2 separate regions of the Mus musculus genome follow, and region 2 is linked to region 1. The links are chromatin loops, found by intact Hi-C in ENCODE. Cell type or tissue: gastrocnemius. All regions are shown on one strand. Each heading gives the region's core, and the rest is flanking DNA. Links, peaks and the distances in the headings are about the cores only.

Region 1 (14,904 bases), core at 3,467-11,466:
GCAAGCAAGGCGCAGAACGGGCTCATGAAGCTCCCCGGTGCCAGGCGCGGGAGCGCGGGCCAGCCATGGGCGGCAGCCTGCGGGTGGCTGTTCTGGGTGCTCCGGGAGTGGGTAAGACCGCCATCATCCGCCAATTCTTGTTTGGTGACTATCCTGAGCGCCACCGACCCACGGACAGTCCCTGCCTCTACCGACCCGCGGTGCTGCTCGACGGCGCGGTCTACGACCTGAGTATCCGCGATGGTGACGTCGCTGGACCCGGCTCAAGCCCCAGAAGTCTTGAGGTAGCGGTTCGAGGGGGCCAGGGGTGTGTGTACACTTGGTGCCCATGTGTACTGATCCAGGGCGCCCGAGCCCGTTCTGGGATTGAAGTGTGTGTGTCTAGGTAGTTTGCATACGAGCTTCCTGCGCTAACCTGTAGGTGCCCTGTGGCTGTTTCCTCTCTCTCTCTCTCTCTCTCTCTCTCTCTCTCTCTCTCTCTCTCTCTCTCTCTCTCTCTCTCTTTTGTTTTTGTTTTTGTTTTTTTCGAGACAGGGTTTCTCTGTGCAGTGCTGGCTGTCCTGGAATTCTCTCTGTAGACCAGGCTGGCCTTGAACTCAGAAATCCACCTGCCTCTGCCTCTCAAGTGCTGGGATTAAAGGCGTGCGCCACCACGCCCGGCTCTGTGGCTGTTTCTTGTCTTCTTTGCCTGCCTAGGCTGGTGTCTGGGTCAGTGTGTGGCACAGCTTGAGCTGAGCCGCGCCGCTGTGACAGACTGGACCAGACACAGGAGTACCCTTTCTAGAGGGGGCCACCGCACCCTCAGACTCCCAGTCTTTGGCGCTGCATTCATTTCAAAGCTGGCATTTGAGCAGCACCTGGGAGGCTAAATGAAGTTTTGGTGAAAGAAGCTGTAAGAATATTGCAAGGGGGAAAGAGCAGCAAGAGACAAGCCAGAGGCTTCACCTGTACAGCTGCACCAGGACAGTCAGTTACCATCTGTCAGCCGGTGGACGGCAGATCCCAGGCTCTGAGGCAGTAGGAGCATAGTAGGTTGACGGGTGGCCCAGGAAGTAGGAGGGCTAAGGACTGACAAGATCCAAGCACGGCTGGGAAGTCTGGCCTGTGGGAGGGCGCGTCCCATCCGGAGTATTGCTGGGAGGTGACGGGGAGTGAGGTTGAATTGGAGTAAACCCCAGCCTCTACCCTCTAGGAGTGGCCGGACCCTAAAGACTGGAGCTTGCAGGACACAGACGCCTTTGTGCTGGTCTACGACATCTGCAGCCCCGACAGTTTCGATTATGTTAAAGCCCTGAGGCAGCGTATAGCAGAAAACAGGTGAGGGCTTGACTGGAGGTGGAGGTCTTGCTAGGGGAGCGGGTAGTTATGGCCTGGGTGCTTCTAGATCATACTTTGTGCCCACTTGAAGGTCTCTTGCTGTATGAGACACTTAGCACACCGGGGTGTGTGTGTGTGTCTGCCATAGCAGGGGACTCGCCTTCATTTGTACACATGGGGTGGGTTCCTCTGGCCATGGAGTCTCCAGCACTGCGTCTCTCATCTCCATCGGGCCTCCAGGCCGGCGGGAGCACCAGAGGCACCCATCCTGGTGGTAGGCAACAAGCGGGACCGTCAGCGGCTGCGCTTCGGACCTCGCCGTGCACTGGCCACTCTAGTTCGTAGGGGCTGGCGCTGTGGCTACCTCGAGTGCTCAGCCAAATACAATTGGCACGTGCTGCGTCTCTTCCGAGAGCTTCTGCGTTGTGCTTTGGTGCGCACACGTCCTGCACATCCGACCCTCCGCCTGCAGGGGGCGCTGCACCCAGCGCGCTGCAGCCTCATGTGATTGGACAGGGAAATCTCTTGAAAGCAGGCTCCCACCCAGACTCCTGGCCATCGGACTTTTCTTTGATCTTGATTGGACCCAGCTAACTCCCAATCATTGGACAGGTCAGTTTTACCTGAGACCTTATTGGGTCATAAGCACAGATGGAAAGGACTTGACTATGAATGTGATCAGAGGCATTTGAACAGCTTCTAGCACTCATATTGAACTACATAGACCCGCCTGCCTCTACCTCTCCACGGCTGGACTGGCTACTGGAGACACTTTTAAAGCCATGCCTAACCAGGTAATAAAAACAAATGCAAAAACTGTAAATGCACAATTTAAGGGTTTCTTGTTCTGGTATATGCAGGTTCAGAGCATTGAGGTCTGGCTTCTAGGCAGTTAACTCTAGAATCCCAACATATAATGAAGGCTCAGTCCCCAAAAAACAGGAGCTGGAGCAAGACTTTACTGTCAGAGGTTCTGCTTACTGGACCACAGGTCCTCTGGACACCGGGCTGGCCCGGTCTCCTCTAAGGCATTCAATAATATTAGTAATTAAATAGCAATGCTCATCCCCCAAACCGGAATGTACAACAGGTGTCCCATTGTGCCATGTAGTCCCGTGGGGTCTGGTCCCATGAGGTCTGGTGCTCGAGATGGAAGGGGGGTCCCTGATGCAAAGGGTAGGTTAAGGCCACAAAGAAAATGGAATGGGGTGTGGGTGTAGCTAAGCCGGTCCATCACATCGAAGAATCTGGCTCGGTCCTTGGGGTGACCGAATGCTGGGCATGCCAAGCCCCGAGTTCTATGGGTCCCGATGGGCGGCGGGGTCCCCGAGGTGTCGGTATGCGTGAGGGTTTACGGTCTGGTTGTGTGTCCATCCGCCCCCTTGCCCAGGTCAGTGAGGGTTCTGGGCCAGCCAAAGAGCTCCTGGTTGCATCCAGTGCCCCTCCTACAGCAAGGTAGGGGCTGCCCTCATCGGAAGAACTGGACAGAGCTTGGCTGCGGGGCCCAGGCAGCCCATTGGCTGTGCGGCCTGACTCCCCAGGTTGGCCACATTTGCCACCCAGGACACTGAGTGATGAAGACGAGGAGCTGGATGAACAGTAAGCAGAGTCCGGAGCTGGAGGGTCAGGGGCAGATCCCATGGGGGTATGGCTGGCAGCAGCCTCCAAGGCGCGGGCATTGGCTAAGAATTCCTCTTCCAGGCGCCTGAACAGCTGCTGCTCCTGCTGTGGGTCAAGCTGCAGGGGCGTGCGGAAGATGCTGGCAGGTGTGGCAGCCAGCTCTGGGCCGGGGCTGGGGCCCCTGGAAGGCCGGGGTGCTGCAGGGCTGAGGGCACGCGGAGTCTGCGGGGTACTCCTCCCAGAACCTCCTGATCCCCCGCCACCCCTGCCCCGGGCCACCCACGAGTGCTGGCCGTCTCGGTCCCTGCGCACCATCAGTACCGCCTGTTCCTCGCGGCTCTGGCTGCGGGTGCGCCTTGCTGGGCTGGAGGTCGACAGCTGAGCGCCTCGGCCTCCTGGGGCCACGCGGGGCCGTCCCCGGTCCAGCCGGTCTCGAGACTGGCTGCGAGGCGCGGTCGGCCGTCTCGGGGAGGCCGGAAGACAGGAGGTCGGCCGGTGGCTGGGCCGCTCCCTCCGGGAGCCAGTGGCTGAATCGTCGCTGCGGGCACCCATGGGGCCGCTCTGAGCAGAGGAGGCTGAGGAGTCACTGTCCCCAGAGTAGCGGCGGGAGCGGGGAAGGGGGGGCAGCTGATCGCGGGGCCTGAGGTGGGGTGTGAGAGAGATGTGTATCACTGGCGCGGGTGGAGCGAGCTGGTGAGGCTCGGGCTCTGCCAGGGGACTTCCAGGCACAAGTGAGCGTCCAGGCTGAGGCCGCGACTTCCCGCCCTTGGCTTCCGAAGCCAGGGTTGGATCAGCCACCGCCCGGAGCCCGCCCCAGCTGTGTTGTTGGTTTGTCTGGGTTGCCATGGAGATGGAAAGCCGGTACCGCCCCCACGCACGGGAACTTTTCCCAGGGTGTGAGTCATCGCGCCCAGGCGGACGCCCCACCCCCACCAGCCCTTGGAGCTCCGGAGGTGATCGATCCTCCAACCTCTCACCTGAGCGGGGTCTCAGGCCCCTCCTTTGTGCCTCGCAGGCTGATGGGGGTTACTTCGGGCCGGGAGCTCCTGCGCTCACTCCCAGGGACTGGGCTACCGGGGCGGGGGCTAGGAGTGGGTGATCCCCTCTGCGGGGAGAAAGTCCCGGTCCTCTGCTGGGGCAGACGGTGCGCTGTGGGAATGGATACAGCAAGTGAGGGGCAACACCTTAGAAACCGGCCCCTCTCTGCTTGTGGCCCACACCCCCACCAGGAACTTACTAGAAGACGAGCAGCGACAAGGGTCATGCTTGTCTAGGTAGTGCTCCAGTGTGTCCCAGCCGCCCCCCACTCGCACCATCACGTGACTCCTCAGCACCTATGGGCCGAAGGGCAGGTCACTGCGGGCCTCCTAGGCCACCCCTGAGGTGCTGGCCTGGGCTTCTCCTCCCCCCACTTACCCTCACGAAGATGAGCAAGCTGGAGTCTCCCACTCGGTACTTCCCCTCGGAGACCTTGATCATGGGAAACTGGTCGGGGCAGGTGCACCTGCCTAGGATCTCCCTTACCTGAAGGCAGAGAAGAGCGGGCTGAAGGTCAGGGGTCAAATCCCTCCTGGGGTTTAACAAGCAGCTGCGGGCCAGGAGGAAGTAACTATTCCAGCCTACACGGGACCTTTTGCCTGATCACAGTGGGGGCTCTGAGAGCCAACTCGAAGAAGAGGAGAAGCCAAGGCCTATCTCCTGGAAGAAACACTCTGAAAGGCCTTAAGCCCATAACATCTTCACACTGGTGAGGTCCACAGTCTGGACGGGAAGGTTCAAGATGAGTGCAGGGGGCCATGCTCCCAGCTGAGCATGGCAATCAGAGGGTACCACGTCGGACACTACTGCATACTTGTCAATGGAGGCAGGCTGGCTATGTGGGAGGCCTACCCACGGCAGCCCGGTGCCAGAGGGAATGAGCTGGGTTGGGGGGGGTGGAGGCTGGGGGTGAGTGGGTGGAGATCGGGCCACCATTCTGCCCACAACCATCGGATGCCTGACTTGGGCAGGCACATCATAGTCCTAAGCTCCTGATAAGAAAGAAACTCTTGGCCCAGTTGCGGGGGTGTCAGGGACACATCGGTCTTGGGAAAGGCGGAGGGAGCTGGGGGTCTGTACCTCCTGTGCTCCCAAGTGCACCTCCTGTTCCCAGGAGCAGTGGTAGCGGGGCCAGGCTCTCTATCAGGGCACCAGGGTTGGTGTCTTCCCAGACCCTCCTTGTGTACCAGGCTTCTTGCCAAGAGCTTCCTACATATATAGCCTCAAGCCCGGGTAGCGGCCACTCAGCCCCAGGTCTGAGGCTGCCAATGCATCTGCCTGGCACCCCCCAAGTCACAGTCCTCCAAATGAAGGAAAGCACTCAACTTAGTTGCCGCTCATTTAATACTAAAAGCTGATCTCCTGCCTCAGACCCACCTGAGCTGTGTGGCCTCACTCAGCACCTCTGCCTCTCTGAGCTTATTTCTTTGTGGCCAGGTACACACTTGGCAGTCACCATATGTACTCTTAGTGGGGAAGGCTGCTGAGAATGGGCCCCTGGAGGCTTAGGGTTGGGGTAGGTATTAGCTCTGCCATCTGGTCCCCTGATGGGGGGGGGGGGACGGGACGGGACGGGATGGGACACCCAATGTGGATATCAGAAGACTCACCAGCTCATCAAGGTTTCGAAGGTCATTGGGCGTCATGCGGGGTGTGCGGGTGGGAACCCCTGGTACAGTGGCAATTTCAGTGACATCCTCTTCAGCAGCAGGGACGCTGGAAACCTGAGGGGTAGCTCGAAGCTCCCGCTCGATCTCCTGCTCGAACTGTACCAGCCTCGGGGCAAGCAGGCCAAGGCGCGCCCCACGCCGGGCGACCTCCAGCAGGCAGAGCACCACACTCTTCTCGTTCTTGCGTAGCACCAGGTCCTCTGTCTCAAACATGAGCACTTCAGGCACGCCCAGCTCAGCCCGGCACCAGCCGATGAAAGAGGCCACGTTGTCTCGGGCCATGAAGGAGCCAGGCGCCACACTGTGTGCCTGGAAGGCCACACCTCGGGTTGGACGGGCAGCAGCCAGAGCCCGGGCAGCCTCGGTGACAGCGTTGGCATGTTGGCACAGGGTTGTGCCTGTGGCCAGCCCCGTGAGGAAGCCATCGCCACTGCCGGGGAGACCTAGACTGTACAAAGCATTGAGCCAATCGGCCAGGTCTTCCTTCATGGCTTCCACATAGGCCTCACTGGATCGGAAGGGTCGCACACTCTTGGCGGCAGAGCCTGCGATGCCCGCCACTGGGTTCGCCATGCCCAGAGCCAGTGGAGTCACTGTGGGGACATAGGTCAGGATTGCTGTGAAGACTCGAAAGGGTTCAGAATGGTCCACCTCTACCAGCCCGCCACTCAGGGGAGACGCTAAGTTTAAGAGCAAGCTGTGAACAAGCAAACGTAGCACCACATTGTTCTCACGGTGCCATGACCTGCTTTAAGGGACTCAGTAACATTTACACCATTGTAGTGTTTATGTTTGCTGTCTGGCTGGTCGGGAGAGGGTGGCTGGGGACAAGTTGGCACCCACGAGGAAGAAATGCCATTTAAAAACATGAAGACATGTGGGTAGGGAGGGACAGGAGAGGAGCCTCGCCCAGAACCACGGAGAGACTGTTTCCATTGCTCAGCCCATAACCTGCACGAAGTCCCGCCTTTCCCTTCTCCTCTCCGCTAAGGGCCGCGCCACAGGCTGAGCGGCGACCGCGTCTCCATTCTACAGATGAGGAAACTGAGGCGCAGTAAGGGCAGGCATTCGCCGAAGGTCGCAGAGCAGTGGGTGGAGGAATCGGGTCACCCAGGCAGGCCGGATTCCTGCTGCGAAAAGCCGCCCGAGCTGGTGCCTGAAAGGCCGGGACTCCGAACGGCCCCCGCGAGCCTCCGCAGTGCTCGAGGCCTGGTCCAGAGAGGGTGAGTGCCCAGTCAGGGTCACACAGCCCTGGGAAGCAGAGAGCCCGCACCGCCCGGCCCACCTCCAGGCACTCTGGCTAGGGCTCCTGGGGGTCCCCGCGCTCACCTGGCTCACCCCGCCGCCCCGGGGAGCATCGCCCCGGCGGGGCCGGAGCCGGGCCGCGCCGCCGCACACAGGCGTCGCCCGAGATCGCTGCTTCCAGGCGTCCGCTCTGCCCCGCCCCCCTGGAATTTGGATCCGGCCAGGAAGGGGCGGAGCTGCGCTCTTAAAGGGGCCGTGCCTTTCTCGGGCCTTAGGCCCTAAGGCATCACCCCCACCTCACCCCCCCTTTAACTCCGGGTCTGGGTCTTCCTAGGCGGGGTTCAGATCCTTTCAGCTGTCCTTCCCCCGTGACAGTGGCCTCCCCGGAAGCGATAGGGGCCGGGGACTGCAGAGTCACCTCCGTCCCGGGTGGACCTCTGCAAGTCAGATAACTGGGTGCTCTTCCTGCAGGACGGCCCAGGGATAGCTTAAGGTACAAGGACGATGAGGCTCAGGGATCGGAAGGTGGCTGCGGGTTAGGTTAAAAGAGGGGGTGTGGCAGGGGCAACTACACGCCTTAGGAGGAACCTGGAAGATCTAGGGAATCCTGCCCCCTACTGTCGCCCGAGAGAGGAGTGAGATGCTGGAGAGAGACTGGAAATCTTGTGGGGGTGTGTGGACTTAATTTTAACTCAGATCAAGGAAGGAGGCGACGGAGGAAGCTGAGAGTCATCTAGAGGGAAAGTTTTTCACACTGAGGAAGCCTATCTCAAAAAAAGGAAAGGAAGGAAGAAGGAAAGAAAAATGGGTAGGTTTGCAAGGCTGAAGTGGTGAAACATTAGGGCCTTGTGGACCATGCTTTTCAAAGGTCATGGAAGAGAGGTTTATTTGTTTGTTTTTTTTTAAAGATTTATTTATTATATGTAAGTTCACTGTAGCTGTCCTCAGATACTCCAGAAGAGGGCATCAGATTTTGTTACGGATGGTTGTGAGCCACCATGTGGTTGCTGGGATTTGAACTCCGGATCTTCGGAAGAGCAGTTGGTGCTCTTAACCACTGAGCCATCTCCCCAGCCCCCGGTTTATTTGTTAATTATTATTAAATTATTATTGTTGGAGTTTGTTGTGGTTTTGAGGCAGGATCTCACTATGTAGACCAGGCTGGCCTGGAACTCCCTATATAGACCAGGCTGGCCTCAAAAGTCATAGAGATCTGCCTGTCTCTGCCGCCTGAGTGCTGGGATTAAAGGAATGTTCCACCATGTCATTACTTTTACAGAGTTCTGCTATGTAGCCTGAGCTGGCTTTGAACTCATGGTGTGCTCTCTCTGTTGGGATCCCAGGCCTCTCTCTAAGGAGGAATTTAGGAGAGGCTGACGTAGCAGCCATAAGGGCTCCTGTAACTGCTGTTGTTGCAGCGTCAGGGTCAGGGTCAGGGAAGCCTCTGAGGGAGGCAAGTGGTTTAGGTTGAATGGGGAGAGGGGATGCTGGATCTTGACTGCCTGTTGAAAACTGATGATGTATGTTAGTGAGGTGAGTGTGTGAGTATAGATGAGGGAGAAATCCCAGGTTTGGGGGTGAACATTGTGGACACGGAGTTGTTAAACAAAAAAAAAAAAAAAAATAACACCTAGCAGGGAGTGAAGTCCTGAAGAATTGGCTATGGAGACTGAATTCTAAGTGAAGGAATTGAGAAATGACTTGTCCTGGAACAAGCAGTAATGAACCGTCATACCCAGCAATCATCTTCAAAATAATCTGATACACCGATACTTTTTATTACATCTGTTTAGTGAGTGTGTGTCTGTGTCAAGGTATGTAGGCAAGGCAAACTTTTGGGAGTTTGTTCTGCCTTTCACCATGTGGGATCCTGGGTATTGTGGCATGGTGGCAGGTTCCCTTATCCAGCCTCATATGATGGTTTTGTAGATCTAGGGAAGCTGAGGACTGGGGAGGTTAAGGTACCATTGCCATCAGCAGCTCTGCAGGAATTTGACCCCTACTTATAGCCACCTCACTGTGCTTCAGTGTTCTGGACATAGAAGACTGAATCTAAGCTCTGTTGGTCACCAGTGTTGTCTGACAAACTTCCTGGGGGAGATGTCACACACAAGTCTGTGCACTCCTGATAGGGAACCCACAACAGACCAAAGGACTGAAACCACAAAAGCCCAATTTTTATTGGAGTTACAAGAACAGACATGGCTCAAACAGCAGCATCACCAAAGGCCCACCCAAGCATGAGTGACAGCTCCCAAAGATGGGAACCTGATCATAGCCTGCAGGCAGCTCAACAGGTTCTGGAATGTCCTTTCTAGGTGCCTCAGTTGGTCTAAAACTCTCTTCCAGGCAGCTGCTCTGGTCTCAAGAGTCTCCTTTCACTCGGGAGGCAGAGTCAGGAGGATTTCTGAGTTCGAGGCCAGCCTGGTCTACAGAGTGAGTTCCAGGACAGCCAAGGCTACACAGAGAGACCGTCCCTGTCTCGAAAAAAAACAAAAAACAAAAACAAGAGTCTCCTTTAAAACTTGGCTTGTCTGAGAGTTTTCTTTGCAGCTTGGCTCTACTTATCCTGGCAAGTTGGGGCCTAGTGAATCTGGTCTGTTCCAGGGACTTCCTGAAGCCATTTTGAGTTGTCTACTTTCCTTTTTAAAGAGCTTCATAAAGGATGGGATAGAATGTTTCAATATGAAACTCTTACACAAAAACTAGGTACCATGCTTAATCTCCCTAAGCCTCAGTGACTTCATCTGTAAAATGGAACTGTAGTTATCACATCATAATTGTCAAAATACTAGTTATCAGTTCAACTCCGGGTGGCCTGGTGATGGAGACATGTCTACTACTACTTCTGAAGAGTAACAAAGACAAATCTAGTCCCTTGATCTGGGGCCTGTTTGAGTCTTATTCCATACTGTAGCCTCTAGTATGGGATTTCCTGACATGACAGTAATGCAGACCTCACTGATGTACTAGAATCCTGGATACTTATAGATCCAAGAGCAGAGACAACTATTTGTATGTGAGCAGAGCCCAGTCTAGGACCTATCAAATTCACAAGTTTCAGAATGCTGTTAGCTGTGGACTTTGTCCAGTGCCCTGCCAGAACAAAGCAGAAGGTTCAACGCAGTCCACTTGAGTGCTGCCCCCACACCCCTACAAGGCAGAATGGGATGGCAGAGTGGCCAGCTGCTGCCCTGGACCCTGATTGTACTGAAGTAAAGAGGGGCACTCAGTGAACCTCTTCCCACATAAAGGCCTGTGCTGTAGGGCCATAAAATTATGCTTTAAATTTATTTGCTGTCGTCCTTTCCCTCCCTCGAGGCATCCACCAGCCTTAGGATGGCTTCTACACTGCCTGGGCGATCAAGCACTGATCCACCCTTAGGCAAGTGCTCCAGTTCTCAGTATTTGGAAGTCTGTGACCTCAATTTTGCAATCCTATTTGCAATCTCCTGAGTGCTGGGAATCAAGTGTGCACTACCACACTCGAGTATGCGCAAGTTCTTTGACCTCTCTCCAAGCAGGTGTTTGGAGTTAACATGTGAGGACATTTGACATAGTGGCTGGTAGAAGAAGCCTGGTGGCAATGACTTTAGGCCCCACAACTGTGTGTAGATGGTGCTGTCCCGTGGGGCTTGACTGCAGTGATAAAAGGAAGAGCAGGGTTGTGGTGAGACAATAGTTGAGATCAGAGGTCTTGATAGTTCACTCAGGCATGCTGGGGAACCAATGAAGGTCTTGTGTCCAGTGTCCTGAAAGTGCTCTGGCCTCTGAAAAAAACGGCAAGGATGGGGAAAGGGAGTCAAGTTCGTTTGTGGGTGGTCATAGCCTTATAATTACTAGAAATGGACAGATAAACTAAGATGGAGGCTGGTGTGGGGTATTAATAGTTACTTGCTGTGACAGAACCAAGCCCTACTTCCTGGCATACTGAAGCAGAGGCAGCTCTTGGAAGAAGGGTGCCAATTGAGTTAAAAGCACAGGGTGGGCCCACTCTGTGAGGCTAACCTGGTCTACAGAGCAAGTTCCAGGACAACAGAGATTACAAAGAAAAGCCCTCTTAAAAAACAAAAAATAAACTGGGCAGTGGTGGCTCATGCCTTTAATCCCAGCAATTGGGAGGCAGAGGCAGGCGGATCTCTGAGTTCGAGGCCAGCCTGGCCTACAGAGTGAGTTCCAGGACAGCCAGGGCTACACAGAGGTTTCTGTCTCGAAAAGACCAAATAAATAAATGAGCTGGGTGGGAAAGCCCCATTTTGAAGTCCGGAAGAAGGCAGCAAAGGACTAGAGTGACCACTTGGCACTGCAGAGGACACGATCAGGTCTGCTATCCCAGCAAAGGCACAGGGCGATCCTGTGAATTCAGATAGTGGGAGTTGGAATGATGATAAGTCATCTCAGAGCCTTCTGGAAGGGAACAAATGACCCAGTAAAGCCAAGAGCTGGAGATGCGAGCACAGGTTTCCAGTGGGCATCTTCGAGGGCATCACAAGCTTCTGCTCCCATCTAGCGAGGGCTGGAAAGAACTGGACATACACGAGAACAGAGGAGGAGGATGACAGTTTATAAACATTTGGAATTTTATTTAAAAAAAAAAATCACAACCATGAACATTGTTACAATTAGAGGCCCTCTTGGTTCTCCACAATGATACTGAGCATGCTCACAAGGGGTTCCCATTGTTAAGTCTTAAAACAACCATCTTAAAAAGGAAAAAAAAAAGAACAAATCAAAAAACAACAACAACAAAAAAAAACTCAGCACACTACTATTTAACTTGTTTTAATGTTTCTTCACAAATGGTGAAAATACTAAAGTACAGACAAGGAATAATCATAATGTTGTCGCCAACATTATAAATATGGAATTATAAATTTAAAACATTTTCTGGTTTAAAAAATAAATCTGGTCGTCAATGCAGCTCTGCAGGTCTCTAGTAGGGCCGGTCTCTGCGTTCCTGACGGTGCTCGCCTCTGCAAAGCAAAGGGACCCTTAGGTCAAAATGAGAAAGGACAGAAAACCCTGTGAGAGACCCCAGACACCCCAGGACTCACTGCAGCAGAGGTTGGGAAGGGGCAGTGCTCTCCCACCACATACTTATCCATTTTCCCAGGTCCTCCACGTCCGCCTCTTCTTCCTCCCATCTGTTCCATTAAAGGTCCAGGAGGCCCCCCAGGACCACCTCGTCTTCCTCCACCAAAGCCACCTCGGTCCATTCCACGGCCACCTCGGAAGCCTCCTCTGTCTCCACCTCTGCCACCTCTGAACATTCCTCCAGGACCACCACGGTCCATGAGTCCTCCTCTTCCTCCTCGCATGCCACCAGGGCCACCTCGTCCACGATCACCACCTAAGGCAGAGACAAGAGTGACAGGTGAGTCAGGAGTAAAAGCCGAGACTGAAGACCTGCTGTGGTAGATCTGCTAATCCTTCTCCTAGAGCAGACACTACTCAATCACCAGGAAGCTGAAGTGCTCCAGAAAACCTGTACCTACCCGGAGGTGGAAAGGGTGGCGGGAGGAAGCCCTCGGGCTTAGGGGCCTTACACTGGTTGCATTCTGTTCTCCAAGCGAAGTTCTGGTTTCCACAGCCCCTGAATAAAGTTATATCACAATAGAAATCACCAAGAGAACTGAGAAAGGTGGAGATTCACACCACACTCTACACAGTTATGGAGTTTCAGGCACAAAGCACAAGGACCTGCAGACAACCCCAGGCCGTCCTGAACCTCCAGAAGCAGTCAGTGCTGAGTGTGTGTCCCCCCCCCCCCCCCCCCCCCCGTCCCGTCCCGTCCCGTCCCGTCCCGTCCCAGAGTGGGAAGAGGGTGTCATCACTAGCACGCAATCTGCTGGGAGAAGTACATACGGATTGGGACACTGCCAGTCTCCAGCTCGGTGCTGGACATTTCCTCCTCCAGAGGGGTTTCCTCTGGAGCCTCGGGGCCCTCTTGGAGGGAAGCCCCCTCTGTCTCCTCCACGGCCTCCCATGCGACCCATGGGTCCTCCAGGGCCTCCTGGGCCACCAGGACCTGCAATAACAAACAGTTCATCACCTCTCTATAGCAGCTTTGTCATGGTGCCCTCTCCTGTAAACTCACAGTGCTATCCACACACTATTCTTTCTGCGTCATTTCATGTAGCCTCCAACTATGGCATTTTCATAGAAGGAAATTGACATCTGGGCAGATGTTCTCTAGAGCTTCCACTCCCTCTAACTAGTTAACCCATATTATTAATGCAGTGTTGGCTTTCAATGGCCTAGTATCAATTTTACATACCTTTTCTTTGTTTATTATTCAACTAAGTTTCTCAAGGGAAAAAAACCAAAACCAACCCAACCCAACCCCGTTTAACATAACAGCACAATAGCTAAAACAAAGTGCCTAATACCTCCACGAAGTGGTGGTGGCATCCCCCTGCCCTCACGAGGTGGCATGCCTCCCCGCATGCTGTTCATTGGAGGCTTCTTTCGGGCAAGAGACACTTTAAGTTTGCTTCCTTGAAAATCTTTCCCTGGAAAAAGATTAGAGAGCATCAGTGAGCCTCACACTCCAAACATCCCTCTCTGAGCAGTCACTTTTCAGCAGACTCCACCTTACTCAACTCCAGACTTCCCGAAGCATGAAACCTGGCCCCTCACAACCTCCAGGCTCTTTCCTGGTCTGGCTGGGAAAGTATCACAGTTGGTAGGCTTGTTTAACACGGCCAAAGGCTTGGGTTCAATCCCCAGCACCACATAAAACCGAGCATGGCAGCCAATTAGCCTAGGACTATAATCTCCACATTTGGGAAGCAGCAGTAGACTGGAGGATCAGGAAGCTCAAAGGTCAGTACTAGCTACAGATGGAGTTTGAGTCAGCCTGGACTACATGAGATTCTTACACAAGCAGAAAGAAAATGAAACAAACAAAACAACTTCACTGCTGAGATGAGAATAAAAGATGTTAAACTACATTCCTGTAATTCTAGAATTTTGCAGGACTGTCAGGTTTAAAAATCAGCCTGCCCACATAATAAAATCTTTACTTAAAAAACATCAGCCGGGCGTGGTGGCGCACCTCTGCAACCAGGCAGAGGCAGGCGGATTTCTGAGTTCGAGGCCAGCCTGGTCTACAGAGTGAGTTCCAGGACAGTCAGGGCTATACAGAGAAACCCTGTCTCAAAAAAACAAAACCAACCAAACAAAAACCAAACACCAAAAAAACAAACAAACAAAAAAAGCAAAAACCATCAAAGGCCCAGGGATAAAACTCAGTGGTAGAGCACTTGTATAGCACACAACTCTCATGGTGCCATCCATTCCTGTTATGTGTCTTTGGAAGGGGTTTCTGCCCTTACTATGTATGGCATGCTCAGACAAGTACCTGCAGCAGAGGCATGGGGGCTATGCACTCAAACACATAATAAAGAACTATCCTGACCAAGGGCCAATGTCTGTGAGCTTTAACAATAGAAGGGCACACTGTGAGCAACCTGCTCCTGGAGCGGATCTTACTGTTTCAGCTCTCAATTCCCCCCTTCTGAATTCCCTCAGGAAGAGGAAAGCACACGCCTCCCGTTTCTAGAAGCAATGGTGTGTTAGCACGATTGTTTCTTTCTTAGAAGGTGACACATGAAACCATTCTAAGTTCTTAAATGTGCCTAAGTGAGCAGAATCCAGAGTGACAAAGAGCACAACCTACCATCAAACCATTCCACGGCAGCCTTTGCAGTTGGTGGATCTTCATAGGACACTGTGGCGTCCCCTTTAGGCTTTCCTGTCTCCTTATCCAGGTAGATATGGATCATGGGTTGTCCAGTTCTCTTGTTCATCTATACATAAAGCAACAATTAAGATGTGACTGTAACATGAGCTTAAAGCTTATAGTAGTTCCCAAGTACCCCAAATTGTCAAAAGGCTGTCAGTCACACAGAGTGTGGTGGTCCACAACTTTATGCTCAAAAGGTACATCTATCCCTAGGCCAACTAAGGTCAACCCCCAAATGGCAGTCTCATGCCACAGACAGTTTATTAT
Region 2 (14,904 bases), core at 4,306-12,305, 49 kb before region 1:
GCTCTGACCATATTTGCATGGCTAGAGCTTTTCCCTGCAGAGCCATCTTGCCTGTGTCCCTCCCACTTCCCTTTACTCTCTTAGCTGTTGATCAAGAGAGCTGTTGAGCACAGAGTAGAGGCTCAGTAAATGCTTGCTACATGATCATGGGAGCTTCAGTACTTTCTCTGACTCCCTGACTTCTACAGTGCTTTGCACTACAAGTTCTATGCTGGATATTATTTTTAAAAAAAAAACAAAAACTTGACCAGACAGATGTGAGAAGCGCTGTTGTCACAGTGTGCCAGACTCCAGCCTTTGAGAGATAATAGTAGATGTTTAGAAACTTGATGGGAGTTGTGGGAAGAAGACACCCCCCCCCATTTCTTGAGATTTATTTAGGGGGCTGGAGAAATGACTCAGCAGTTAAAAACACCAGCTGCTCTTCTGGAGGACCCTAGTTTGATTCTCAGCACTCACATGGTGACTCACAACTATCTGCAATTCCAGTTCCAAGGGACCTGATGCCCTCTTGCCTCCACAGGCACCAGGGACTTCTGCAGTACAGAATGTACAGATGTACATGCAGGCACAACACTAGCACACACACATACAAATTTTAAATAGTTAAGTATTTATTTTAGGGATATAAAATATCCTGAGTGAATGCATGTGTCCTTGGAGGCAGGAAAAGTGTGTTTGGGTCCCATGTAATTAGAGGTGGTTGTCAGCCGCCATGTGGGTGCTAAGAAACAAATCTGGTGTCCTCTGCAAGAGCATCCAGTGCTCTTGACTACTGAAACATCTTTCCAGCCCCCTCCCTCACTCTTAAACTTTTCATTTCTCACGGAAATTTGCATCCCTGAGGTGAGGATGGCCCCTGAGCTTTGGTGAGCTGAGCCCACAGCTGAAGTGGAGATTTAGAACATTCTAAACACAATGAATTCTACAGAGGGCGGAGCTAAGACTGCCTGGCAAGAGATGTGTATTTCTAATCTATGTTTTCGTCTATAGTTATCTGTGACTGTGTGTTTACTGATAGTCAGGAAGTTTTTTCCAGTAGTATGGTCATAGATAATGATACTGAAAAAGCCAGATGACCTCAGGCTCCCATTCTGTGGCAGATTCCTAGAAGAAAAAGTGTGTCAAAAGATATTCAAGGGGGAGTGGGTGGGTAGGGGATTGTGGGGGTGGGTATGGGGGACTTTTGGGATAGCATTGGAAATGTAAACGAGGAAAATACCTAATTAAAAAAAAAGATATTCAAAACACTGATAGATTCTTCAGTTACCCTCCAAAATGAGACCAACCATAATCCAACAGTTCATTTGCCTGTGAAATGAGATAAACAGCTATCTTCCCTACTTGTGTGTTCTGGATCCCTGTACATACGCTGACTGAAAATGGAATAGAGCACAGATCCACCCTCTTCTCTGTCTTGCAGAGTCTGGCCACAGATAAAGGACCAAAATGACTGACTCAAAATACTTCACCACAACCAAGAAAGGTACTGTATGTTTCACCACAGACCTGTGTTACATCCCCCAGGTCTTGGGGAGCACGGGGAAGGTGGGTGGGGTCTGGAGGCAGCATGGAAATTGATGATGTAAAGACCTAAGTGTTCCTTTTAGAACCCAGACAAGAACAGTAACACTAGGCATGAGGGGAAGTCTGTGTCTTGTTCCCCATGGCTTAAAAACATTAAATATAATCTCTCTCCCTAGAGAAAGTGCACAGCCTGTCAGCAGCCCTGCTTGGGGGTGGGGTGGGGTTCTTACCGCTGAGCTTTATTCTTCATGTTGTAGCAGCTGTTTTTACCCTGTTAGTCATTCAACATCCTCATAAGCATTTCCCAGCAGTCCTCATGACTCAGGATTAAGCCAGTTAAGTTGCTGCAGTGCAGTTTACTAAGCTAGGTTAATGTCTTTGGACAGTTTATTCCTTTTCTGTTTTTAAAGAAATGGTGGAAGATGTTGTGGCTGGCAAGTATGCTTTATCCTCTCTGTCCTGCCCTTCCTTATCTGTCCTTTCTAGTGCCTGCTGACAAGGGTGAAAAGATCTTAGTTTTCTTTAAATGTGTGTGTGTACATACATATTTGTATGTTTGCATGGATGTTTTGCCTGTATGTCTTCACCCATGAAAACTGAAGAGGATGTTCAATCCTCAGAATAAGAGTCACAGAGTTGTGAGCCACCATGTGGATACTGGGAGCCCAAACCCAGTCCTGAAAATGCTTTTCACCACTTAGCTGTCTCTCCAGTTTTTACTTAACTTCGTTGAATCACTGAGTTGGATCCCAAAGTCTGCCCATCAGCAGGCATTTTACTCACTAGTCCAGCTGTTGCTTAGTTTGGTAAGACAGCCTTGTCACATGTGCTGGATCTCAGCTTGGGAGGCAGAGGCAGAAAGATCAGAGGTTAAAGGCCATGCTTGGATACATAGCAAGTTCAAGCCTAACCTGTTTTATGGGAAGCCCTGTTCTGGATCCTCTCTGACTATGAGAGAAATTGAGACAGTGAACATAAATAGACATTCCTAGATTCAAATCTAAATCTGACACCCTGGATCAGTTATTGATTGTTTTTCTTGTTCAAGGACTTGTTTCTCTGTATAGCCCTGGCTGTCCTGGAACTCATTCTATACTGCCTTGAACTCACTGCCTCTGCCTTCCAAATGATGGGATAAAAGGTGTGTGCCACCACTGCCAGGCTTCTGGGTCCTTTTTTTTTTTTTAATTTTTTATTAGGTATTTAGCTCATTTACATTTCCAATGCTATACCAAAAGTCCCCCATACCCACCCACCCCCACTCCCCTACCCACCCACTCCCCCTTTTTGGCCCTGGCGTTCCCCTGTACTGGGGCATATAAAGTTTGCATGTCCAATGGGCCTCTCTTTCCAGTGATGGCCGACTAGGCCATCTTTTGATACATATGCAGCTAGAGTCAAGAGCTCCGGGGTACTGGTTGGTTCATAATGTTGTTCCACCTATAGGGTTGCAGATCCCTTTAGCTCCTTGGGTACTTTCTCTAGCTCCTCCATTGGGAGCCCTGTGATCCATCCATTAGCTGACTGTGAGCATCCACTTCTGTGTTTGCTAGGCCCCGGCATAGTCTCACAAGAGACAGCTACATCTGGGTCCTTTCGATAAAATCTTGCTAGTGTATGCAATGGTGTCAACGTTTGGATGCTGATTCTGGGTCCATTTTTAAAGTGAGGGCCCATACAAAGAAGATTGTAATAAAAGTCTGAAGAGAGTTAGGGAAACTAGGATTACAACTCTGTTGAGACACAACAGCACCAATCTGGGGGTATAGTCTTGCAGGTAGAGGGAACTGGTTGCCCTGTATGGGATTCAGGAACCAGGCATAATGGCTGTTTGGGGGGCCTGTTGGAGAAAGACAGCATCTCAGAAGCAGTCTGCCTGAGCTTACCTCACTGGTGGATTCTTAGGGCAGATGTGACTGACCTCCACCCATCAACACACACTTTGAGTAAAGCAGTGACATCTCTGTGAGGACAGACTCAAGGCTGTCACTGCTGCTGGGTCCAGGTGCCTCCTGCAGGAGGAAGATGTGTTCCTTCATAAACACGAACCACAGGATCTACAGAGTTTCCTGGCCCTGTTAAGCAATGTCCTTAGTGAGTCCCTGCTCAGGCTTTGCTAGGTCATCATTTTCAGGCAACTGTGTTTACTGTGTGTGTGTGTGTGTGTGTGTTCATGATTTAAAAAAAACAAACCCTCATCTTTTTTTCTCATTAGGAATCTACTTAGTTTTCTCATCCCTTTCCCCACATAACAGCCCTATCTCACCCCACCCAAAGAGACTCACGAAAAAGAACCTAAGTCTAGAATTCTTCATGTGGCTAATTAATATCAGCAGCTGTCCTTGATGCAGAACAGAGTGCCAGGCTCTGAGATGGACACTTTACAGCTGAGAGTAAGTGAGAGAATTCATTGCCCAGTCCAGAGAGAACAGGCAAGAAAATGGGGTCAGAGAGGCAAACGGGTGTCTATGGCAGAGCCAGCCAAGCAAAGGATTTGTTTAGAACCTAGGATTTGCAAGGAACAAACCTGGTTTTCAACTTAGCCTGTCTCATCTGCTATGGAACAGCCTCCACTGCTCACTTATACAATGGGGAAAGGCAGGTTGTTTTGAATATGAAATAAGAAAGAATACGGAAAAAATTAGTGTGGTGCTGGGCTCAGTGAAAGGCTCAGGAGCTGTCTGCTGCCTAACATGTTAGCAGGTCCTGACCGTGTCCAGGGCATGGGGCCGGGGGGCAACCACACGTCTACATTTCCTTTTTCCACATCATCAAGTTCTTGAGAACAGAATTTGTTACATGCTGCAGCTCTTGTAGAATAGCTGAATTCCTGTCTCCAGGCTGAGGAAGTGAAACCCTTAGCAAGCTGTTTGAGCTCAGGCTTCTGGGAAAACAGGAAAAGCCTGCATGTGAGATCAACCAACTCCCCCACCTCACCCTCACCCAGTACCCCAATTCCATTCAGCCTTTAGGAATCAGGGCAAGGGAGAAGACTGAGGAGAGCTTGCAGTGCATTTTTAGGAGTCTAGCTGAGCAGCCCTTCAAGATCCTCGTTCCTGTTTCTTCACTCCAACATGGCCTCCAGGCTCCTATCAGCTTCCTTTCTCTTCACCATTCCTGTCTCTTGTCCTTCCTAAAGCCAAGGGCCTAAAGCTGCTCTCTGCCTCCACCTAGTTCTCTGGGAAATTGGTGCAAGAAGTCATCTTACACATGGGGATAAACTGCTCATGGCTGTCTTCTTTCCTTAGGGGAGATCTTTGAGCTGAAGGCAGAGCTTAACAGTGACAAGAAGGAGAAGAAGAAGGAGGCAGTGAAGAAAGTGATTGCATCAATGACTGTGGGCAAAGATGTCAGGTATGCAGGAGCAAGCTGGTGACGGCGAGGTGCTGACCAACACGAGGTGCCATAGCTTAGGTCCAGTTTGACTCTTTGGCTCCTTTGACAAACTTCATTTCCAGACACAGGATTCTGTTTGCACATGAGTGACAAGCTGAAATACTAATGGCTCAGACAGTGAGGGAGGGAGTGAAATAGACTGGGATGAAAGGGCAGCAGGCATTCAGGGGGTGCAGCAGAAAGCCTCTCAGAAGCCCTGCAGATTGCTGCCTGGTAAGGAAAATGAGCACAGGACAGCTGGGCACCCTCGGGTGTTTGTTTTCCTTAACAACAGGAAATGTGGGTTTGTTGCTTTGTTGTTCTCCATTCTGACACTCTGGTCTAGTCAGTCTTCATGTTGGATATAGTTGTGTCTAACTGCCTGTCAAGTTGAGAAGTCTCCAGGTGATAGATTTCATGACTGCTCTGTGTTTTCTTTTTTTTTTTTTTTTTTTTTTACTGTTTTGTCTTTCCATTTTTTTTTTTAAGATTTATTTATTTATTATATGTAAGTACACTGTAGCTGTCTTCAGACACTCCAGAAGAGGGCGTCAGATCTTGTTACAGGTGGTTGTGAGCCACCATGTGGTTGCTGGGATTTGAACTCTGGACCTTTGGAAGAGCAGTTGGGTGCTCTTACCCACTGAGCCATCTCACCAGCCCTGCTCTGTGTTTTCATTGGCCCATCTATAGAAAACCTTTGGATAACGTTTTCTCAGGTTCTCTACACATCCCATTGGATGCAATGATGTTTCTTCTGCCAAAATAAATGAGACAAAGAATGAGGAAAATGACTGAAATAGTCACATGGCCAGTGCAGAACTAGAAATCAAGCCTGGCCCTTTCAGAATCCAGACTCTGTCCTCTGTATGTCATGGTACCGTGCACCTGCCACAGAGGTTCTGGTACTCTCTGGCTGGACCTTACAGAATGTTCCCACTGTCCCAGGCTTCCACACAAATTGGCCACCCCATTGCTAACCTTAGGGAAGGCCCTTCTGCAGCCAGGTTAGGAGAGTCGCTAGCAGATACCTCATTAGGTCAGAGTGTAAAAGGATTGGGTGTCTGGGGTGTGAAGTGCCGCAGTGGGTAAGGTGTCTACCTCCAAGCCTGGTGACCTGAGTTCAGTCCCCAGGACCCACGAGACTGTCCTCTGCTGACCTCCACATATGTGCTGTTGACCACACACACACACACACACACACACACACACTCAATCAACTATGATTTTAAAACATGTTAAAAGGGTTGGACATCTCTAGGTCTCATACTTTCAAGAAAGAAAAACTGTCCTCCTTCAGTTAGAACAGTACTGTCACTTCCTAACAGAGCTCGCTTTGCTCATGACACCTGCTAGAGCCATTCAGGCTCTTCACTTCCTCTTCCTCTCCACAGTGGCTCTGTTCTGCTGTGCCATCTTTCCAGGTGACTTTGTCCATTGCAGCTCTGAGGGAACCTGGCCTATTGGGTGCCCCCTTCATGTTCTATGCTTCCTTGTTCTTGGCAATGAAAGCCCAAGAATTGAGACAGGATGATGGCTCAGATTCCAGAAAACCGATGTTTGCATTTCACATCTCAGGGCCTCTACTCTGCAGTGACCACTCTGGTACCCTATAGGGAAGAGTACTGTCAAGAACAGCAACAGTCATAGAGCTGGCTCTTCATGTTATTTGGGAGGTGGGCATGCAGGTTGAAAACAGAGCTTCTTTGTGTAGCCCTGACTGGCCTGGAACTCTGTAGACCAGGCTAGCCTCAAACTCCAAGATCCACCTGCCTCTGCCTGGTCAGTGTTAGATTAATAAAATAACTTAATGCACGCACCACCACCACCACCACCACCACCACCACTGTTTAAGATTTCTTATTCTCAGAGTAATGAATTGGGAACATGCTCCTGGCCTCCTGAGACTGTTCAATGAGATGAAGTATGTCTAACCCTTAGCACCAAGCCTGGCACACAGCATATGCACCATATACCTTGCTGGTTCTTAGTGGATGCCAAACCTGTCCCTTCAGCCCTGCTTCCCTGAGATGCTCTGGAGCCAGCAACTCAATATAAGGGATCAATGAAGTGTTAGGAATGGAAAAAGACTTAGTAATGCAGCAAAGACCAGAAGCTTCAGGAATGCTCTCTTTTTTAAGTATCACAAGGGCCTGGAAAAGTGGGTTTCAGAAGGTAGGGAGGAGTACTGGGAATTGAACCCTGTACTTTGTATGTGCTAGGCAAGTGCTCTACCATTAAGTCCCAGCCCCAGCCAAAGTCAACCTACTATTGCACCTTCTTTACAAATGAAGAAACCTGGGGCTGGAGAGATGGCTCAGCGGATAAGAGCATTGACTGCTCTTCCAAAGGTCCTGAGTTCAAATCCCAGCAACCACATGGTGGCTCACAACCATCCGTAACAAAATCTGATGCCCTCTTCTGGAGTGTCTGAAGACAGCTACAGTGTACTTACATATATATAAAAACAAAAAGAAAACAAACAAATGAAGAAACCTGTCCCCTGCTTCTCCCTGTCATCCCTTCCCTCCCATGCTGCCTGAAAAGCCCTCTTTTCTCAGTCTTCACCCACTTCTGATGCTACTTTGATTTTGCAGTGCTCTCTTCCCTGATGTGGTGAACTGCATGCAGACAGACAACCTGGAGCTAAAGAAGCTGGTGTACCTGTACTTGATGAACTATGCCAAGAGTCAGCCTGACATGGCCATTATGGCTGTCAACACCTTTGTGAAGGCGAGTAGAAACCCAGTGGAAGTGGGGACAGGGGTGAGAGAGGGCTGCTCACTCTCTCATGTCCCCGTCTTTTTGGAGTGCTTGGCACTTGGGCTCAATTGCAGACTATAGGCTTCCTGTTCAGGCTGAGGGCATCTTCCTCCAGCAGAGGGCTCCCTCTCTCTCCAGAACCACAGACTATGCCTCATTCACCCCCTGTGAGGTGGCACCAGGCCTACTGGCCTCTCATTCTCCTGGGCTGGGCAGTCATTCCCTGTGCCTACTGCCAGCACAGACTTCAGCAGGCATCCAAGAGCAGCTCTGTTCCCTTTCCATATGACTCCTTTCTATGTTTTCTGTTACCAGATGAGGAGCAAAGCATGAACTTGGACATTGACTCCTAGCCCACTGATGCTCGCATACAGGAAACTTAGGGGTTTCTGTGGCTATATGTGCCTATCATGCCAGCACTTGGCAGACTAAGGAAGGAGAATCACTATGACAGTAGGTCGTAGCTAGGCTATATAGTGAGCAACATGCCAAGGTCCTGTCTCAAAAAGAAAAGACTATGGTGCTAAGAGCATTGAGGTTCGGATTGCTACTCTGCTCTGACTGGGTGAGCCCATAACCTCCAAAGCCCCGCCTTCCTTGGTTGGGAAATGGCCTTAGGAAGAGCAGAGAAAGTGTGTAGAGCCTCTCACACAGGATGTGACAAATGCTTGGCATCCATTCTGTGGCATTTGCTTTGACTATTGTTGACTATGGTCAGTGGAGATCCCACAGCAGCTGATGTTGCACAGAGCTGGAGGCCAGGAAGAATAGGAAGCCACAGGTGACTCATCCCGCCTCTGCCCCTGCCCCTGGCCAATGACTGGTTCTCCTCAGGACTGTGAGGACCCCAATCCTCTCATCCGGGCCCTGGCTGTGAGGACTATGGGCTGCATCCGAGTTGACAAGATTACAGAGTACTTGTGTGAACCACTCCGGAAGTGCCTGAAGGATGAAGACCCATATGTGCGCAAGACAGCGGCTGTGTGTGTGGCCAAGCTCCATGACATCAATGCCCAGCTGGTAGAAGACCAGGGCTTCCTGGACACGCTTAAAGACCTCATCTCAGACTCTAACCCCATGGTGAGTTGCTAGCAGTCATTGTGATGCCTCCACAGACTCCTCCTGGATTGCCTGAGAAGACAACCTGGGTTGGCCCTTCACCTAGCTTTCCACCTTAGAAGTTAGAGCCTTGCTGAATATCTAATTGTGATTCTTCCTTGTGGTGGTTTGCAGGGAACTAGGCCTGGATTTCCTGTGAGCCTCTCAAACTAGCTACATTTAGGACAGCTCCCTAATCTTTCAGAGCCCTGTTTGTCTCATCATTAGATTTTGGGAGGTCACATACCTAACCTGAGCTGGCCTGATCTGGCAAGCAGTGACTACAGTCAGTCTATCGCTTTCCAGTTACTGTCATGTCAGTAACTCCTAACCAAGACCTCCTGTCATCTCCAGGCCCGTAGTCCTCTTCCTACAGTGCAGAAGACAGGACACCAGGATGTATTAGGTGGGAACCCAATCCCCTCACTCACTGTGATGGCAGGGGTTGCAGTGAAGATTGTGAGGATCTGTAATCCCAGCAATCAGACGGCTGAGGCAGGATGATTGAGAGTTAAAGGCAAATCATTGATGCATAACAAGATTTTTCTAAAAATTGAAAACTATGTAAGAAAAAAAATGAATATTTAAAACACTGGGCACTGCTCCCACTCTGTATCCAACAGAAACACCGATTGCTCATAGATTAAAGACAGCTAACTAGACCACTGTGTCAGAGAGGAAAGATGAAAACATTGTAGACTGTACAGAAAAGGAGTTGTCCTGGCCGAAACATTTAGTAAACCCCTCTATAGCCCACATCCACTACCAGCAGCCTTGACGAGATGTGCAGGATTCTTCTGTCTCGGAGAAGCACGGCTGACAACCACTGCAATGAGCACTCTGGCCAGTAGAGGGAAGTTGGGTTGCTAACAGGCATTGTCTTAAAATGCGAGGTCCCTGGACTTGGGCTACTTTCCCCACTTCTTTTCAATGGCAGGTGTACTAATTTTAGTTTTGCTTTACAGAGGGGTCCGTAGGGTGAGTGCTTGTCATAGGCCAGACTTTCTTGGGGCTCTAGAACCTACCAGTAGGGTCATACCATAGTCCTTACAGAACATCCCATCTTGATCTGCTAGTGTCACTAGCCTCTGTGCTCCCTGACTTGAGCAGTACCTTCAGCCTCTACCCTTCTACCTTCTCATCCAGGTGGTAGCGAATGCAGTGGCTGCCCTGTCAGAGATCGCTGAGTCTCACCCCAGTAGCAACCTGCTTGACTTGAACCCACAGTCTATCAACAAGCTGCTGACAGCCCTTAATGAGTGCACTGAATGGGGCCAGATCTTCATTCTGGACTGTCTGGCCAACTACATGCCCAAGGATGACCGTGAGGCCCAGAGGTGAGCAGACCAACCCCTTGCTTACCAGCCTACTTGGATATGGTCCTCACGGGGCTCTCTGCGTGGGGCCTCAGACCTGAGTGGGCCTCTTTCCAAGACCTTTCTTCCTAGCATCAGACACACTTTAAGGGAACTAGCACGCTACTCACCTCCAGAGCCATGCTATCAGTTGTATGGTTTCAGGCAATGAGCTTCCTGCTTGCTGTGAGCCAGAAACGGACAAGGATCTGTCTGGGCTGAATCAAGAGTTTTGTAGCTCCAAAACCAGTAGTTTTTCTAGGTACCTGCTGCATGCCTTCATGTTAGGTAACCTTCAAGTCTGTGACATGCGCCCTGTCGGCCTAGCCCACCTCACAGACGAGGAAGCTGAGTTAGTGAGTGGGGAGGAGCTGTGTAGTTCACCCAGCTGGACCTGTCATGGCCAACGTGAGTGAGTGTTTAGGCAGTGGGGAGAGAGAGAAAGAGCTGGCAGTTAGAGGTATCTATCCTGTCAGGCTCTGCACTCATTCTGTTCATTTACATGCCTGCAAGCCTGTGCTGCAGACATGATTGCATGCATCAACTCTAAGATGGGGAAACTGAGGCTCACGGTGTCTTGGGCCTGTTAGTCGGTAGGCAACAGACAAGGAGGCCTTCCTTCTATAGAAGATAATCTGTTTTAGCCAGAGATTTAGTTTGGTTGGTAGAGTGCTTGCTGAGCATACATGAAGCCCTGCGTTCTGGCCCCAGCACTGCATCAACCATGCATGGTGGTGTGTGGGTAGTCTCAACACTTGGAAGTGGAGTTAAGAGGATCAGAGTGTTAAAATCAGTAGTAGAACACTTGTCTCACAGACATGAGGCCTAGGTTCAGTGCTAGTACTGGAAGAAAAAGAAAAAATGGGGGAAAAAGGAAACAGCCTTTGGCTTGAGAAAGTCATTGGCTGCATAGCCCATCTGGGTTACATCTGTCTCAAAAAAAATTCCCCCCCAAAAAACAAAAACAAAAAACCATGCTATTTTAAAAAGTGAAACAGAACTTTTCCCTTCTCTCTTTCTCTTTCTGTTTGCTCTACTGGGATTGCTGGACCGCAGCATCTGTGAGCGGGTCACTCCTAGACTCTCCCATGCCAACTCTGCTGTGGTGCTGTCTGCGGTGAAGGTGCTGATGAAGTTCATGGAGATGCTGTCCAAGGACCTGGACTACTATGCCACACTGCTCAAGAAGCTGGCCCCTCCCCTGGTCACACTGCTGTCCGCAGAGCCAGAGCTGCAGTATGTGGCCCTGCGCAACATCAATCTCATTGTACAGAAAAGGTACAGCGACGACCACACGTTTGCCATGTACTAGAGACAGGAACCCTCAAGGGAGACCAATTTGTCACCATGTAGGAAGGGGTTCTCAGCCAGAGTGCCTTTCCCCTCGGGGTCCTTGATAATATTGGAGACATACTTGGTTTTCACAACTAGAGGTTGCTACCGACATCCAATGGGCAGAGACCAGGGACACTGCTCAGTGCCCTGCAATTGCTGTGCACTCCCAGGTCAGCCTCAGAGAGGACTGACAGGTAAAGGTAAGTGTGATGCTACTCCAACATTGGGCAGCTCAGAGCCTGCACAGTCCTTGAGATCTGAAGACTTTGTATGTGTGCACTTTGCTTGGGAACAAAGTTCATAGGCCTCATCAGAATCCTCAAAATTGGAGACATTAGAGATGGTGAGGGATGGTGGACTTGGCATAACCTCAAGGCCTAGGGAGAAGTAGAGTGCTGGGCAGCCTGCTTTCTCCTCCTAAGGGAGTGACTCAGGAAGTCACTGCTCCCAAGGAAGGGGTCCAGCGCTAGATGGGGAATGTCTGAAGTGCTATGAGCAGCACCAGTCAGAAGTGTCACAGAAGTGACCTCTTCTGAGGCAGCCCTGAGGGAGGGCATCTTGCAGCTGGGTCAGGATCTACCTCCTAAAATCTCCTGGCCTTTAGTCTAATAGATCTCTCTGTAGTCGGGGCTTAGTGATAACAGCTCATTCCTGCTGTCTGCTCCCAAGAACCAGGAGCATGGTGGTCAGGCCCCAGGAAGGTAGTGTACTCTTTGTCACAGCATCTGTTGGATTCTTGATATTTCTTTCCTTTTTTTTTGTTTTTTTTTTTTGTTTTTTTTTTTTTTTTCGAGACAGGGTTTCTCTATATAGTCCTGGCTGTCCTGGCATTCACTCTGTAGACCAGGCTGGCCTTGAACTCAGAGATCCACCTGCCTCTGCCTCCCAACTGCTGGGAGTAAAGGCGTGCGCCACCACCGCCCGGCCTTGATGTTTCTTAGAGGGCTAAAGATATTTACTGAGCTGGGTGGTGGTGGCGCACGCCTTTACTCCCAACACTTGGGAGGCAGAGGCAGGTGGATTTTCTGAGTTGTAGGCCAGCCTGGTCTACAAAGTGAGTTCCAGGACAGCCAGGGCTACACAGAGAAACCCTGTCTCAAAAAAAAAAAAAAAAAAAAAAAGATATTTACTGAGCTGGCACATTTGCGAAGATTTGGAAGGTAAACATGGGTAAAGTATCCCAAGTCCCTAAGTGATGTGAAGAAACTTGGCCTTTGCTCCTGCAGTGCGGGTGTCTGTGCAGTGCATGGCCACTGCATTAGTTAGAATATAGGAGCTTGGTCAGCATGCAGGGTCCTCTGTGCTATATTTGACATGATAGTCTCTTAAGACATTGTCTGTGTCATGGGGTCATGACCTGTGCCAGCCTGACGTGACACGGTGGCCTTTGCCAAGTCTTGCTTATGGAAGTCATCTTCCTGCTACCCATCTCACTTCCCTTCCCACAGAGCACCCAGAGCTCACTCAGCCAGCCCTCCACATAGGTTTATAGACACCCAGAGCTCACTCAGCCAGCCCTCCACATAGTTTATAGACACCCAGAGCTCACTCAGCCAGCCCTCCACATAGGTTTATAGACACCCAGAGCTCACTCAGCCAGCCCTCCACATAGGTTTATATGACACCCAGAGCTCACTCAGCCAGCCCTCCACATAGGCTTATAGACACCCAGAGCTCACTCAGCCAGCCCTCCACATAGGTTTATAGACACCCAGAGCTCACTCAGCCAGCCCTCCACATAGGTTTATAGACACCCAGAGCTCACTCAGCCAGCCCTCCACATAGGTTTATAGACACCCAGAGCTCACTCAGCCAGCCCTCCACATAGGTTTATATGACACCCAGAGCTCACTCAGCCAGCCCTCCACATAGTTTATAGACACCCAGAGCTCACTCAGCCAGCCCTCCACATAGGTTTATAGACACCCAGAGCTCACTCAGCCAGCCCTCCACATAGGCTTATAGACACCCAGAGCTCACTCAGCCAGCCCTCCACATAGGTTTATAGACACTCAGAGCTCACTCAGCCAGCCCTCCACATAGGTTTATAGACACCCAGAGCTCACTCAGCCAGCCCTCCACATAGGTTTATATGACACCCAGAGCTCACTCAGCCAGCCCTCCACATAGGCTTATAGACACCCAGAGCTCACTCAGCCAGCCCTCCACATAGGCTTATAGACACCCAGAGCTCACTCAGCCAGCCCTCCACATAGGTTTATAGACACTCAGAGCTCACTCAGCCAGCCCTCCACATAGGTTTATAGATACCCAGAGCTCACTCAGCCAGCCCTCCACATAGGTTTATAGACACCCAGAGCTCACTCAGCCAGCCCTCCACATAGGTTTATATGACACCCAGAGCTCACTCAGCCAGCCCTCCACATAGTTTATAGACACCCAGAGCTCACTCAGCCAGCCCTCCACATAGTTTATAGATACCCAGAGCTCACTCAGCCAGCCCTCCACATAGTTTATAGACAGCACAGACTCCTGAGTTCCTCCTTCCTCTGCGCCCATCACAAGCTTCATCCCTGGCTGAAACTTTATTTTAGAATTATTAATTTCTGTCTTGGAAAGGGCACAGAAGTAGAATCGGATGGTGCCTTTTACCATCAAGCTCTCAACTGTTTAGTGTGTGACAGATCCAAGCTTTGTAACCTTTCTGAATGTCCTTGTTTTAGAAACACGTCCTGTGGGACCATTGAGGGCAGCAGGTGGCAGCAGATGAGCAGTGGGCACACTTAGATTGCTCATCAGGTGACAGTTCCTATTAGCAAGTGCCTTCATAAAGCAGACATTGATTATCCTAGATGTCTCATCTCCCTCACAAGAGTCTGTTTGTGGCCACAGACTCAGCCTTATGTCTTGAAGCTGGCTAGCATTTCCCAATAGTCAGCCGTTGTGCTCCTCCCAAAGAATTCCTAGAGCGCCTGCAGCTTGGTCATAAAGGAGAATATGGAAAAAGTCACGAAACGTTTCCTCATGGGCTTTCCCTCTGTTGGAGGGTCACACGAGACAGACAGCGTGTGTGGAATGTTTCTGCCCATGGAGCCTAATTGAGACAGGGTACCTAAGGTGTGCATTAGGGGTACACTCCAATATTTTAGGGCTCCAGAAGGAAAGCAGGGTTTGAGCATAAATCATAAGTAGTTTATAAGTAGTGCAGTCAACCATCTTTATCATTGAATGAACAGGATGAATGTTCCCAGAGTTTGAGTTTATCACACAAGATCTAATACTAGCAGATTTGGGCCTGTGGTGGTAATAATTGTTCCTGCATAGTTCATTCTTATTTCATGGGTTAGGAATGCTGCCTGCTAACCTTGAACTATTTTCCCTTCCTGAGATATGGCCCAACAAGCTGTAGCAGGCAGAACCACTGCTGATAATCACACAATCTTATAGAGGTTCTGCCTCCCTAGAAATCAGGTTTCACCTGCAGCCCAGG

Evidence for each region. Hi-C counts contacts between places; a loop is a spot of excess contacts. Peaks named below come from ENCODE experiments on the same cell type or tissue, not always from the same donor. Only the 100,000 strongest peaks of a DNase experiment are listed, where the experiment ranks them.
Region 2: it touches region 1 in a loop (7-fold over the local background); 19 of 42 quality-filtered maps call a loop at or near these places.

What each region holds. Positions count from the first base shown.
Region 1 is chr11:5,058,241-5,073,144 of GRCm38, forward strand. It overlaps Gas2l1 (growth arrest-specific 2 like 1), which reads right to left and starts at 7,087. Exons shown (of 7, transcript NM_144560.3): 1 at 6,975-7,087; 2 at 6,597-6,854; 3 at 5,586-6,238; 4 at 4,354-4,461; 5 at 4,175-4,271; 6 at 3,915-4,086; 7 at 2,135-3,577. The coding sequence starts at 6,218. The coding sequence ends at 2,551. It overlaps Ewsr1 (Ewing sarcoma breakpoint region 1), which reads right to left. Exons shown (of 17, transcript NM_007968.4): 12 at 14,572-14,701; 13 at 13,280-13,402; 14 at 12,756-12,918; 15 at 12,386-12,483; 16 at 11,988-12,240; 17 at 11,447-11,863. The coding sequence ends at 11,824. It overlaps Rasl10a (RAS-like, family 10, member A), which reads left to right. Exons shown (of 3, transcript NM_145216.4): 1 at 1-284; 2 at 1,193-1,317; 3 at 1,558-2,145. The coding sequence starts at 66. The coding sequence ends at 1,825. In gastrocnemius, for the core only: a CTCF peak has its summit at 7,511 (motif pointing left); DNase peaks (open chromatin) are centred at 3,786, 5,998, 7,093 and 7,452; H3K4me3 peaks cover 4,296 bases; H3K27ac peaks cover 4,016 bases.
Region 2 is chr11:5,008,107-5,023,010 of GRCm38, forward strand. Ap1b1 (adaptor protein complex AP-1, beta 1 subunit) reads left to right here. Exons shown (of 21, transcript NM_007454.3): 2 at 1,424-1,486; 3 at 4,776-4,881; 4 at 7,500-7,635; 5 at 8,500-8,745; 6 at 9,910-10,100; 7 at 11,175-11,396. The coding sequence starts at 1,450. Among named protein-coding and RNA genes, the nearest start is that of Ap1b1, 29 kb to the left of the region's middle. In gastrocnemius, for the core only: CTCF peaks have their summits at 7,778 (motif pointing right) and 9,608 (motif pointing right); a DNase peak (open chromatin) is centred at 7,830; H3K27ac peaks cover 823 bases.